Regions from separate parts of the Homo sapiens genome. Here region 2 is linked to region 1. The links are chromatin contacts, found by Hi-C or POLR2A ChIA-PET in ENCODE. All regions are on one chromosome and are shown on one strand. The core of a region is the stretch at or near the end of the contact, and the rest is flanking DNA. Distances in the headings are between cores, read along the strand shown.

Region 1 (6,753 bases), core at 1,446-3,945:
AGAAGCATCTGGGAGGCAGCAGGGTGGGGGAAGAGGATGTGTGGCCGGGCCTCACAGCCCTGCTGCTCCCACTGACCTCTCCGGCCCAACTCACGGCTGCAAAGAGACTTGACTAAGCTTGACAATCCCAAAGGCCGGGTCCCACACCTGGCCCTGCCTGCCGGGTCCTGCCCCCACCCTCACCCCCATCCCCCTCCCTCTTGATCTGTCTCTGTTTCCCTCTTTTCCTCTGTGTTTCTGTCTCTCTATGGGTTGTGTTTCCTTGTTTTCCACTCTGACAAATGCAACATGAACGGGAAAGAGGCGCCCAGCTGCCTAGGAGGGCAAGCTGGGCAAGCCGGGCAAGGAGACCCCGCACCCACACCTACCTCATTTAAGTGTTGGATTTTTTGCTGTTTTGAAATGTGAGACCCTCTCCAAGCCCCCTACTGCCCCAACCCTCTCCCCCACCTCACTGCCCTCTTCTGAGTGGGTGGAAGGGGGGTAGGAGGAGGAAGAAAAACAACAACAAAAAATCCATCTTTGTTTTTAATTATGGGCATGGGATGGTGGTTGAGGCAAATGATGATGAAGATTGGGGATGACTGGCCCCTAGTTGCTCTAGGACTTCCTTCTCCATCTGGACATGGGGGCAGGAGGGAGCTAAACCTAGGACCAGGATATCTCCCTCCTGTTTTCCCAACCTCATCATGAGCCTGTTTGCCCTCCAGCCCCTGGACGGGTTGGGTGGGGGGTAGGGTGAGGGCTATCCCTGAGTGGCATGCCCATACCTAGTGAGGCAGGGTGTGGCCCGGAGCTCCCACTTTCCCTCAGTCACCAAACTGCTGCTGGTCTGGTGGGAAGGGGTGGTGATGTGGGGGTGGGGGAGCTTAGTGTCAGCGCGGGGAGGGTGGGGGGTATTTATCTATTTATACATGGGATTGTACATAGTCTTGTGGGGCATGGGGGAGCCGGCTGGAGGTGAGAACCCTCCCCTCTCCCCCCACCCCCCGGGGAGAGCAAATGTAAAACTACTAATTTTTGTGCTTTATATATTCTATATAAATATATCTATTTTCTTTTTACAAAACCAGTTTATAAATGGTAGGGGGGTGTGGGGCGGACACATGGAGCTCCCCTTGTGGGGGGGCCCCCTCCATTACCCGACCTACCGCCCTTTTCCTCACCCCCCACCCCACTCCCCACCCCCTGGCTGTGACTGCTGTAAGATGGGGGTATAGAGGCTGGGCAATTCCCACCCCCTGTTGTATAGTTGGACTATGTTATAACGCACAAAAGAGAGCTGACCCCAGGGGGAGCCAGAGGGTGATGGGTTCCTTGCCTCCCTTTCCTTCCCCTTTCTGCCCAAGCTTGTGCTGCAGTTGAACCTCTTCCTGGGGGTGGGAGTAGGTAAGGGGTGGGTGAGGCCCCAAACCCCTCTCTGGTAGGGAACCGTGGGGATGAAGATGAAGCTTATATGCAGTTCTCTTCTAGGGGCTGTGGGCAAAGGGCATTTTGTAATTAATATTTTCAAGAATCAGATGTCTGGAGTGTAGGGGTGGGCTTGGTGGTGGTGGACGGGCGGGCCTGCTGGAGGGGGAGCTTGGTCGCTGTTGTGATTTTAGGTTTGTTTTTGTTTTGTTTTGAATTTGGGGGGTTGTGGATTGTTGGGGGTAGGGAGATTTTTTTTTTTTAAAGCTGCTTCCTCAACTGTTTCAAGCTGCAAATGTTTAAGAGAATAACAGCCCCCACTCCCACAGGAACCGCTGTAATTAAATCAGACAGTAGGAAGACTGGGCTGCTGCCCTCAAAGCCACAGCCCTTGGATGTTCCTTTTCCGAGAGCAGAAGGTCTAGGCTACAGGGAGGGGGAGATTGGCTCCCGTGAGTCAGGCTGTGTTTGGGGCTTGGGCCCTGGGATTGGGAAAAGGGGATGGGGCAGACTTTGTAAGCATATGCTAGGTATCCGATAGTCCTGTAGAATTTAGTGAAGAAACCTTATACAGTTTTTAATTTTTATATAAACTATAACTCAGACCCAAGCTACAAGGTTGGAATTTTGGTTGGTTTTTTTTTTAAGTACCCTGCCTGTATAATTGCATCAGAATCCCCCACCCCACCCCCCGCCCCCGTGTTTGTATTTTGGGTTGGTTTACACTCGCACATACTCAGTTTTCAGTTTTCCCCTTTACAGTCTTCTCCCCTCACCTCCAGGACCCTCCCCCTTTTTAAAAAATAAATCGCTGACAAGTGTGAATCCCGTGAAGACTTTATTTTGTGTTGTGTGTATCCTGTACAGCAAGGTTGGTCCTTCGTAACAACGGATGAAATGGTTCCCTTTTTTAAAGCGCCCTCTCTCCCTCCACCCTCAGCGCCCCTGTCCTTGGCATGTTTTGTATCAGCGATCATTCTGAACTGTACATATTTATGTTGCGAGAGGCAAAGGGCAAGTTTTGGATTTTGCTTCTTCCAAGTTTGTTTTTAAACGACAAATAAAAAAAGAACATTTTAAATACAAGCGGCTCCGTCCCATGACCCTCGCCGTCAGCCGGATCCGTGCGGTCCGCGAGGACCCGGGGGAGGGCGGTTACCGAGGCCCGCCACCGCCGGAAGGGTGGGTTCCTTGCCTTCCGCCCCAGTCTGGCGACTGCCATGACGTGGGCGGAAGTGGCGTCGCCGCACCGGATGTGGGGCGGGGCCTGCCCCAAGAGAGTTTCCTAAAGCGAGGAAACCAAGCCGGGCGCCTCTTGCAATGGAGACGGTGAGGAGTGCAGGAGGGCGGTCGGGGGCGCTGTGGAGCCTAAGACACCCCCCCAACCCTTAGGAGACCGGGAGGGCCGGGCAGGGGCTGGCGCTGGTGTCTAGCAAACAAAAAGCAGCCGGGTGTCTGCCCTATCCCGTGACCCTGTTCCTCCGCTTCTTCGTTGGGCGCATCTCCTGGAACTGGGCCGCGTCCCCGCCGCCTTTCCGTACGCGGTACCCTTAGCCCAAGCAGGCAGTGACTCCTGGCTCCCTCCTTGGGGCCCACGTATGCCGTGGCAATCTCGGGCCTCCTTTCCTATTGGCACCTCAAGCCCTTTTAGAGGTTTGAGAGCGCAGGGTTGTGAGCCGGCTTTGCTGGGTGAGGCACGGGGCGTCCAGAGGGATCTCCGCTTGCAGGTAGCTCCTGGACCTCGATGGTCTTTCTGTGATCCCTGCAATCCCCGGCAGGAGGACATCTGAAGATCTTTATACTGCGTCCAGTGAAGTCACATTCCCTTAATAAGACCGAGAATTGAGGTTTGCTTGAAAGAGGAAATCTTGCAGTGTTAGAGGCCGATGTGTCCCTGGACAATTTTAGGTCATGGCCCGCTCTGCGACTCTAAGCAGGGGTTTTGGCATAGCTCATTCTTGGCGAGCAGGCATTGACCAATTGTGGCAGGGCCCTGTCACCCTCCCACAGATGCTGCGGGTTGCCTGCTACATGTTTGCACCCACCCTCACTCTCAGGAGTCTTTTTCTAGCGCTCTGTAACCCCTCCCATACACTTCCCTCTCCACAGTTTTTAACCATGTGTCTTCTTTCAGGCAGAGTAACTCTTTCCATCTTGGTTTTTATCATCTGCTACTGTAGTTACGAAAGGACTGCAGGTTCACTTTGCTTTGGATTACATGCCCAGAGTAATTCTTTGCCACACCGTTTCTCTGCTCACAGAGAGGTTGTTTCTTTCAGGTTTTCAAAAAGAAAACCGACCAAAGTACTAAAATGATTCGCAGTTGGTCTCCCAGGCAAGGGAGCCAATTCTGACTAATCAGGATAATCTTAAACAAAAATAAGGAGTCTAATTCCATTAAATTTAAAATGACATGTCATATTCTACTTACTTGTAAATGTATTATGGTTTACAAAGCATTTTTATATAGATTTTCTAATTTAGCCTTTACACTTTATGTACTGGATTAGGCTCTGGGGTAGAAGTTAAAAAGAGGAAAAAGAAAACTCAGCCAGGTGTGGTGGCTCACGCCTGTAATGCCAGTACTTTGGGAGGCCAAGGCAAGTGGATTGCTTGAGCTCAGGAGTTCAGCATCAGCCTGGGCAACATGATGAAAGCCTGTCTCGACAGAAACAAAAATACAAAAATTACCCAGGCGTGGTGGTGGTGGTGTGTGCCTGTAGTCCCAGCTACTCGGGAGGCTCAGGTGGGAGGATCGCTTGATCCAAAGAGGTGGAGGCTGGAGTGAGCTGAGATCATGCCACTGCACTCCAGTCTGAGTGACACAGTGAGATCCTGTCTCCAAAAAAAAAGAAAAGAAAGAAAACTCCTGCTTTGAAAATGTTCAGCCTAACTGGAGTGATGGTGAGGGCAAGCCAGCAACAGCTGTTATTTAAAGGTAGACTATAATAAATGCTGTCATCAATATGAAAACAGAGGACTGTGACAGAATAGCTGAGAGAAAAATTACTTTGGACCTAGGAGAGGGCACTGCAAATTGAGAGAACAGTGTGAGCAAGGGCACTGAAATTGGGGTATGTAGAGAACTGGGGGTGAGCCAGCGGCATGATGTTGCTGGCTTTGGATTTTGGTCACAGTGGGAGAAAAGACTGGAAAAGCAGGCTAAGATCAGGTTGAAGGTATTACACACCATGCTAAATTTGAACTTTGTTTTGTAATAGGGGACCCATGGAAGATTTATGAGCAAGTCAGTGAATGTCCTTTAGGAATGTTCATAGCAGCTTTCTGTACATGGACTGAGCTACTTCGAAAAGTAAAGTTTCTTGTTAATGGGGATGAAAGTCCCTTCCAAATCTGAGATGCTTTGGTGAACAAACTTGGTGAAAGCATGAAAGATAAATTGAAGAACAGATAGATTTGGGCCAAGGACCCCAGTTTAAACAACGTTGCAGAGGTGAGAGGTAAAAGCCTAAATTAAGGCTGTGATATTGGCAATGAGAGAGATGGATCTGAGACATTTCTAACATACCAGCTTAGCTGATAAGTGTTAAGAAGACAGCTGTGCAAAACAAAAAAACAAGATGGGAACCACAGCGAGAATAATAGGATTGGAGGGACAAATGTTTTGTTTCGTATTCAAGCATTTGAGGAGTCTCTGTGACATCTATGGTTGTCAAACAAATAATTGGAAATGTAGATCAGAAGTTTGGAAGAAATTGCGAGTCTATTTGTCAGATGTAGACTGTGTCTCTGTAATATTTTGTACTTGCGTGGTACAGTGGTACTTTCTCAGGTCCCTTATGTTATTAAAAGTAGAAAGGAGGCCAGGAGCAGTGGCTCTTGCCTGTAATCCCAGAATTTTGGGAGGCCAAGGTGGCCGGATCGCTTGAGCCCAGGAGCTCAAGACTAGCCTGGTCAACATAGCGAGACCCCATCTCTACAAAAAAATACAAAAAGTAGCTGGGCCTGGTGGTATGTTCCTGTAGTCCCAGCAGCCCGGGAGGCAGAAGTCGGAGAAGCTGGGGAAGTTGAAGATGCAGTGATCTGTGATCATGCCGCTGCACTCCAGCCTGAATGACAGAGTGACACCCTGTCTCAAAAAAAAAAAAAAAGGTAGAAAGGAGTAGATGTAATTACATAATCCCCCCTCTGATATGGTGAAACAGGCAGAAAGTTAAAAGTCACGGCCAGGCTCGGTGGCGCATACCTGTAATCCCAGCACTTTGGGAGGCCGAGGCGGGTGGATCACGAGGTCAGGAGTTTAAGACCAGCCTGGCCAACATAGTGAAACCCCGTCTCTACTAAAAATACAAAAAAAAACTTAGCTGGGCGTGGTGGCAGGCATCTGTAGTCCCAGCTACTTGGGAGGCTGAGGCAGGAGAATCGCTTGAACCCCGGAGGCGGAGATTACAGTGAGCCAAGATCGCATCACTGCACTCCAGCCTGGGAGACACAGCGAGACTCTGCCCACCCGCCCAAAAAAAAAGTCACATATGCAGTTGTGTTTGACTCTCTTATGTTGGTATCTGTATCTCTAGTTAGCTCTATGTTTCTTTCCTCCCTCTGTAACTTAGTCTTGGGCATATCTGTTCATATCAGTGTGCATCATTCTTTGAGAATTAAAAAACAAAACAACTGTGAATTATATGCAAAACCCTGTGCTTGGTGGTATGGGAGATACAAAGTATAAGATAGTTCTAGGTTTCCAGGAATTTATAATCTGTTTGGATAGATAATGAACAAAATAACTGTAGCACAGTACAGTATATATCATATGATGGGTAAATTCTACAGAAGTAGCTGTTTTTGTGCCTTTGTGTAGATCTTTGTGAGACTCTGATATATCATGTGTCTATCTTTATCACAGCCCTCTCTCCCACTTATAAGTGATGAGGCTGTTGTTCTGATAGTCTTGCCAAAATGGCAGGCCAAGCTGACAGTCTTATGCAGTCCAGTGGGAAGAGGGAGATTATCCCCCTTACTCCCTGCACTCTCCCCTAGCCCATTAAGGGAGAAAAGTTTAGGGCTGTCTTAAACTTCCCTGGTTTAGGAAGTTTGTCAGCCAACCTCCCAGGTTGAAGTTTTTAATGTCATGTTACTACAGAAGCTATGGGGATGAAGTATGGTTTTATTTTGGAGATATCACCCAGAGAAAATGGAGCCAAGACTGTTGATGCTAGCAGATGAAAATTGTTGTGATCCCTTCTGGGTTCCTAAATAACAATGGCATTTCCAAATGTTCCCACTTGAGGGAGCACAGAAATGGTTCTAAGTTTTGTCTAGTCAAAGCACTCTCTAATCTCAGACTATCTTGGGAAGGGAAACTTGGAAAACCAGCATCCC
Region 2 (6,753 bases), core at 1,249-3,748, 110 kb after region 1:
TCGCGCCACTGTACTCCAGCCTGGTGACAAGAGTGAAACTCCTCAGTGGCTGGGCGTGGTGGCTCATGCCTGTAATCCCAGCACTTTGGGAGACTGAGGCGGGCGGATCACCTGAGGTCGGGAGTTTAAGACCAGCCTAACCGACATGAAGAAACCCCATCTCTACTAAAAATACAAAATTAGTGGGCGTGGTGGCACATGCCTGTAATCCCAGCTACTCAGGAGGCTGAACTCGGGAGGCGGAGGTTGCAGTGAGCCAAGACTGCGCCATTGCACTCCAGCCTGGGCAACAGGAGTGAAACTCTGCCTCAAAAAAAAAAAAAAAAAATCCATAAGGTGTAACTGGTGGGGTATGTGGACTTCTAATGAATAATGGTTATTGCAAATTTGAGGACTCTTAATATTTATCTCTGGAAGCTGCCCAGGGTCTGCTGAGCTCTTTCCCCAGGGATTAGGCTATGAAAGAGAAATGTGTGTTTTCTAGAGGGGGAATACCATGTTGGCAATGTATATTTTGCTGTTACTGTGGGCTTTGTTTTGTTGAAAATGGAAAAGACTCTGGCTGGGTGCAGTGGCTCACGCCTGTAATCCCAGCACTTTGGGAGGCCAAGGCGGGTGGGTCACAAGGTCAGGAGATCGAGACCATCCTGGCCAACATGGTGAAACCCCCATCTCAACTAAAAATACAAAAATTAGCCAGGCATGGTGGCACATGCCTGTAGTCACAGCTACTCGGGAGGCTGAGGCAGAAGAATCACTTGAACCTGGGAGGCAGAGGTTGCACTGAGCCGAGATTGTGCCACTGCACTCCAGCCTGGCAACAGAGCAAGACTCCATGTCAAATAAATAAATAAATAAATAATGGAAAAGACTAAGGAGAAGGCAGTAAATGGAGGCAGAATATTAAAAGTAAGACAAAAGAAGGGGTACAGAAAATCCCTTAGAAGAAAAGATAGGATGGAATCAAGAACTCAAGAACCTCCCAAGAGCATAAGGATGGCTGATTGAATTGCTTAGAAATCCAGAACTGCTCTTACCCATGGAGATCTTCTCAACCTTATCCAGGGCCACTGAAGTTGAATCAAGAGGCCAAACAATTTAGTTGAATGGAGCACTGCAGTGGGAATCAATAAACACATGCTGGAGTCCTGGTTCTCTCACTGACTAGCTATGTGACCTTGGGCAAGTCAGTTCCCCTCTGGAACTGAGCCTTCTGACATTGAAATGAAGGTGTGGGACTCATTTCAAGTCACTGGGTGATGTCTACTGTGCCTTATGACTCTACTATTGGATAGTACTGGTTTTGGGCAATAGATGACAAGAAGAGTGGGTCCTCTAAGGGAGAGAGGGATGAAAGCCCAATATTCTATTTTTTATTTCTGTGAAAACCATTATTACCAATAGCCTGGCTTTCTCACAGCCTGTGTCTTGTGAGGGCTTTAAGATGGATTCACTAGGCTCATTCTATTAAGAGGTCAGGAAGCCATACTCAAGGTTTCCTTGGAAAGAGTGCCTACCTTGATGACATTGTCCTTACAGTCCACCACTCGTTCAAATGTTTGGCTGAGGATCTCAATGTCCTTATGAAGTTCTCTGGTCTTGACTTCCCGAAGGACAGTTCTCCACTGTGTGTTAATCTTATTAAGGTTCAGAGCACTGTTGTGTTCCTCCTTGGCCAGCTTGTCCTGTGTGAAGGAATAAATATACCTCCAGGAAGTCAGGGCCTTTCAGTACAACAAACAAGATCACTCTTAATTTATCAGCTGACACCTTACCCCTTTTCGATGGGAACGGCCTGATGGCATTTAGGGAGGGCAAGGGTGAATTTCCTTCAGGGTGGGAGCATCAGAGTAGGATGTTGTTTGTAATGACCTATCTCCAGGGAGAATATCAGCATTCCAGACAGCTGGAACAGCTGACAGGACCTACGGTCCCAGTTCTGGGATTCAGTAAAGATTGCCAAGCCGTATACCACGCACCCCCTCCGTGCTTCGCAGAGAACACCCCCGCCTCCCAAACAATGTTGCCTGAAATCTAAGTATATCTGGGTCTCAGGATTTCCGGAGGAGGGGAGGTCAGGATGAAAATGAGGTTTCCTCAGTGACAGGGCCAGGGCAGGGGGTGGATGGGGTTGAGCAGGACATAATGCAAAAGGCCATCACCTTCAAGAACTGGCTGAGGAGCCTCTCCTTCTTTTTGGCCATCTCCTCCTCTGCCAGCAACTTCTGCTGAAACAGAAGCAGCTGCTTCTCATCGGACAGGGGCGTCTTGGCCATTTTTTCTTTCTTAGGCATGGGGGCAGGGGATTGGATCCGGGAAAGAAGCCTCGGTCTGCCTCGGCCCGCGTTACAGAGCTTAGAAGAAAAATGTCCCTAGAAAGGGGACTTCCAGAAGTGCCCCTGGTTGTGGGCGGTTGTGGGACCGGAGATCTCAGCCCTCGAACAGGAGAGATCCCCGGCTATCAGTGAGGCTGAGCTCTCCCACTGTAAGACGCGTCTAGTCTCCTAGCAACGAGGATATCGCTAACATGGAGAGGCAACAGGCTAGAAGAGTCCCTGTCTTGGAGCGCCCCCTACCCAGTGGAGGACCGCGGTCGGTTTTTGAGAGGGTCCTTTTAACTCTCAAAAATCTGTCTCCTCAGTGCATTTTATTTATTTATTTATTTATTTATTTATTTATTTATTTATTTATTTTTGACATAGAGTCTCTCTCTGTCGCCTAGGATGGGCACGATCTCGGCTCACTGCAACCTCCGCCTCCCGGGTTCAAGCAATTCTCCTGTCTCAGCCTCCCCTCAGTGCACTTTTATAAACCGTCCTCAGAACCCTTGGGAAGCCCAAGATCGTCAAAAAGAGAACCAAGAAGTTTATCCGGCACCAGTCTGACCGATATGTCAAAATTAAGCGTAACCGGCGGAAACCCAGAGGTATTGACAACAGGGTTCGTGGAAGGTTCAAGGGTTAGATCTTGATGCCCAACATTGATTATGGGAGCAACAAGAAAACAAAGCACATGCTGCCCAGTGGCTTCCGGAAATTCCTGGTCCACACGTCAAGGAGCTGGAAGTGCTGCTGTTGTGCAACAAATCTTACTGTGCTGAGATCGCTCACAATGTTTCCTCCAAGAACCGCAAAGCCATCGTGGAAAAGAGCTGCCCAGCTGGCCGTCAGAGTCACCAACCCCAATCCCAGGCTGCGCAGCAAAGAAAATGAGTAGACAGCTCATGTGTATGTTTTCTGTTTAAATAAAACTGTAAAAACTGCAAACAACAACAACAACAAAAACCTTTTTTAAAAAGATAAGTGTTGGAGAGAATGTGGAGAAACGAGAACCCTCATATATTGGTGGTAGAAATGTAAAATGGTGTAGCCACTTTGGAAAACAGTTTGGCAATTTTTTAAAATGTTAAACATAAATTTACCATGTGACCCAATAATTTCACTCTTAGGGATCTGCCTAAGAGAAATGAAAGCATGTATACACACAAAAACTTGCACAGGAATTTTCTTATCTGTCTCACTCATAATAGCCCAGTTGGAAAAATTGGAGACAACCTAAATGTCCATTAACATGTGAATGAGTAGACAAAATATGCTATGTCCATACAATGGAATATTATTCAGAACAAACTATGGATACCAGCTACAATGTGGATGAACCTCAAAAAGAATATGCAGGCTGGGCGCTGTGCCTCACACCTGTAATCCCAGCACTTTGGGAGGCCGAGGCGGGAGGATCGTTTTAGCCCAAGAGATCGAGACTAGCTTGAGCAATGTGGCGAAACCCCTTCTCCACAAAAAATACAAAAGAAGTTAGCTGGGCGTGGTGGTGCGTACCTGTTGTCCCAGCTACCCCAGGAGGCTGAGGTGAGAAGATCACCTGAGCCCCAGAGGTCAAGCCATAGTCAAGCCACTGCACTCCAGTTGGGTGACAGAGCAGCCCTGTATCAAAAAGAAACAACAACAAAAACAAAACAAACAAACCCTTTTTTTTTTTTTAAGACTGGAGTCTCACTCTGTCACCCAGGCTGGAGTGCAGTGCGTGATCTCGGCTCACTGCAACCTCCACCGCCCGGGTTCAAGAAATTCTCCTGCCTCAGCCTCCCGAGTAGCTGGACTACAGGTGTCACCACCATGCCTGCCTAATTTTTGTATTTTTAGTAGAGACGGGGTTTCATCATCTTGGCCAGGTTGGTCTCAAACTCCTGACCTCAAATGATCCACCAACCTCGGCCTCCCAAAGTGCTGGGATTACAGGCGTGAGCCACCATGTTCGGCCAAAAAAACCCCTATGCTCAGTGAAATAAGCCAGACACAAGTGATTACATATTGTATGGTTCCATTTATATGAAATATCCGGAAAAGGCCAAGCTATAAAGACAGAAAGTAGATTACTTTCTTTTCTTCTCCCTTCCCTTCCCTTCCTTTCTTTCTCTCTTTCTCTCTCCCTCTCCCTCTCTCTCTCCTTTTTTGACTGAGTCTTTCTCTGTTGCCCAGGCTGGAGTGAGGTGGCACAGTCTCGGCTCACTGCAACCTGCACCTCCCAGGTTCAAGTGATTCTCCTGCCTCAGCTTCCCAAGTAGCTGGGATTACAGGCACCCGCTACCACACCCGGCTAATTTTTTGTATTTTTAGTAGAGATGGGGTTTCACCATGTTGGATCACCTAAGGTCGGGAGTTCGGGACCAGCCTGACCAACATGGAGAAACCCCATCGCTACTAAAAAGACAAAATTAGCTGGGCGTGGTGGCACATGCCTGTAATCCCAGCTACTCAGGAGGCTGAGGCAGGAGAATCGCTTGGACCCAGGAGGCGGAGGTTGCGGTGAGCTGAGATCGTGCCATTGCACTCCAGCCTGGGCAACAAGAGCGAAACTCCGTATTTAAAAAAAAAAAAAAAAAGCGAATTATGTGATATGCAACATGTGCCCCAATAAAGTTGTTTTAAATATGAAATATAATACATTACTCAGAACTCTCCAGAAAAACAGAACCAATAGGATGTGTGTATTTATTTATTATAAGCAATCGGTGTTATTATTGGAGGCTCAGAAGTCCCAAGATCTGCAATTAGCAACCTGGAGATTTAGGAGAACCGATGTGTAGTTCTAGACTAAAAGCCAGCCAGCTCAAGGTCCAAGAAGAGTCTGAGTTTCAGTCTGAGTCAGAAGGCCAGAAAAGACTGCCTCAGCTTAGGCAGTTAGTCAGGAGGAGCTGCTTTTACTCAGCCTTTTTGGTTTATTCATGTCTTCAATGATTGGATGAGGCTCACCCATGTTACAAGGGCAATCTGCTTTACTCAATCTACCACTAATTAATTCTCAATCCAATTCAAATATTAATCTCATCTGGAAACACCCTCACAGACAAAACCAGAATAATTTTTTTTTGTTTATTTTTCTTTAGACAGAAAACTCATTTTGTCACCCAGGCTGGAGTACAGTGATGCAATTGTAGCTCAGTGCAACCTCGAACTCCTGGACTTTAGGGATCCTCCCACCTCAGCCTTCTGAGTAGCTGGGACTACAGGTGTGCACCACCATACTCAGTGTTTTTTTTTTTTTTTAGTCATAGTCTTGCTGTTGCTGTTGTCAGCCTGGGCTGGAGTGCAATGGCATGATCTTGGCTCACTGCAACCTCCGCCTCGCAGGTTTCAGCAATTCTCCTGACTCAGCCTCCGGAGTAGCTGAGATTACAGGCATCCACCACCACGCCTAGCTAATTTTTGTATTTTTAGTAGAGACGGGGTTTCACCATGTTGGCCAGCTGGTCTCGAACTCCTGGAACTCCTAACCTCAGGTGATCCACCCACCTTGGCCTCCCAAAGTGCTGGGATTACAGGCGTGAGCCACCGTGCCCAGCCAACTATTTTTTTTTATTTTAATTTTTTTGTAGCGACTGGGTCTTGCTATGATGCCCTGGCCGGTCTTAAATTCCTGGCTTCAAGCGATCCTCCTACCTCAGCCAACCAAAGTGCTGGGATTACAGGCACAAGCTACTGTGCCTGACCTCCAGATTAATGTTTGACCAAATGTCTGGGCCCTCCGTGGCTCAGTGAGGTTGACACATAAAATTAACCATTACAGGCCGGGCGCAGTGACTAACGCCTATAATCCCAGCACTTTGGGAGGCCGAGGCGGGCGGATCACGAGGTGAAGAGATCGAGACCATCCTGGCAAACATGGTGAAACCCCTCATAAAAATATAAAAATGAGCTGGGCGTGGTGGCACACGCCTGTAGTCCCAGCTACTCTGGAGGCTAAGGCAGGAGAATTGCTGGAACCCGGGAGGCGGAGGTTGCAGTGAGCCAGAGATTGTGCCACTGCACTGCAGTTTGGCGACAGAGCAAGACTCTGTCTCAAAAAAAAAAAAAAATTAGCTGGGCATGGTGGCACACACCTGTAGTCCCAGCTACTCAGGAGGCTGGGGTGGGAGGAACACTTGAGCCTGCATTTCGAAGCTTTGCATTGATGCTGCACCCCAGCCTGGGTGACAGAGCAAGACCCGGTCTCAAAAAGAAAAATAAAACACTAATCCCTTCCTCAGAAGAGGAGGTAAAATCCTTGAGTGATGTTTACTCTTCTTCATATCCCATAACTCAGATATTATGATGCAAAATTAATAATACTTAAAACTATGACATAAAGTTAATACATCTTATGTTACATTATGAGGGAATAAAAGAGAAAAGAAAATGAAGATATTTGCTTGATATACACACACATAAACATATAAATAACAAAATGAGGAAATAC

The links. A loop is a pair of places that touch in the nucleus more often than their neighbours do. ChIA-PET counts read pairs that join two places held with the same protein, here RNA polymerase II (POLR2A). Pooled maps may share reads with other maps.
Region 2: a map of naive thymus-derived CD4-positive, alpha-beta T cell shows a loop between it and region 1 (9-fold over the local background). The contact joins the promoter of DRC2 here to the promoter of PRKAG1 in region 1. A Hi-C loop is called at or near these places in 1 of 168 maps with a recorded cell type or tissue (naive thymus-derived CD4-positive, alpha-beta T cell) and 7 of 50 pooled maps. POLR2A ChIA-PET finds 5 or more read pairs at or near these places in 7 of 52 experiments (A673, BJ, GM10248 and 4 more).

Annotation. Positions count from the first base shown.
Region 1 is chr12:49,014,718-49,021,470 of GRCh38, reverse strand. It overlaps PRKAG1 (protein kinase AMP-activated non-catalytic subunit gamma 1), which reads left to right and starts at 2,695. Exons shown (of 12, transcript NM_002733.5): 1 at 2,695-2,739. The coding sequence starts at 2,731. It overlaps KMT2D (lysine methyltransferase 2D), which reads left to right. Exons shown (of 55, transcript NM_003482.4): 55 at 1-2,493. It overlaps DDN-AS1 (DDN and PRKAG1 antisense RNA 1), which reads right to left. Exons shown (of 2, transcript NR_147179.1): 2 at 2,231-3,235. RefSeq lists enhancers at 2,292-2,491, 3,064-3,654 and a silencer at 6,571-6,753.
Region 2 is chr12:48,899,878-48,906,630 of GRCh38, reverse strand. DRC2 (dynein regulatory complex subunit 2) reads right to left here and starts at 2,498. Exons shown (of 8, transcript NM_033124.5): 1 at 2,163-2,498; 2 at 1,518-1,685. The coding sequence starts at 2,294. It also overlaps the pseudogene RPL32P27. RefSeq lists silencers at 2,492-2,541, 5,019-5,219.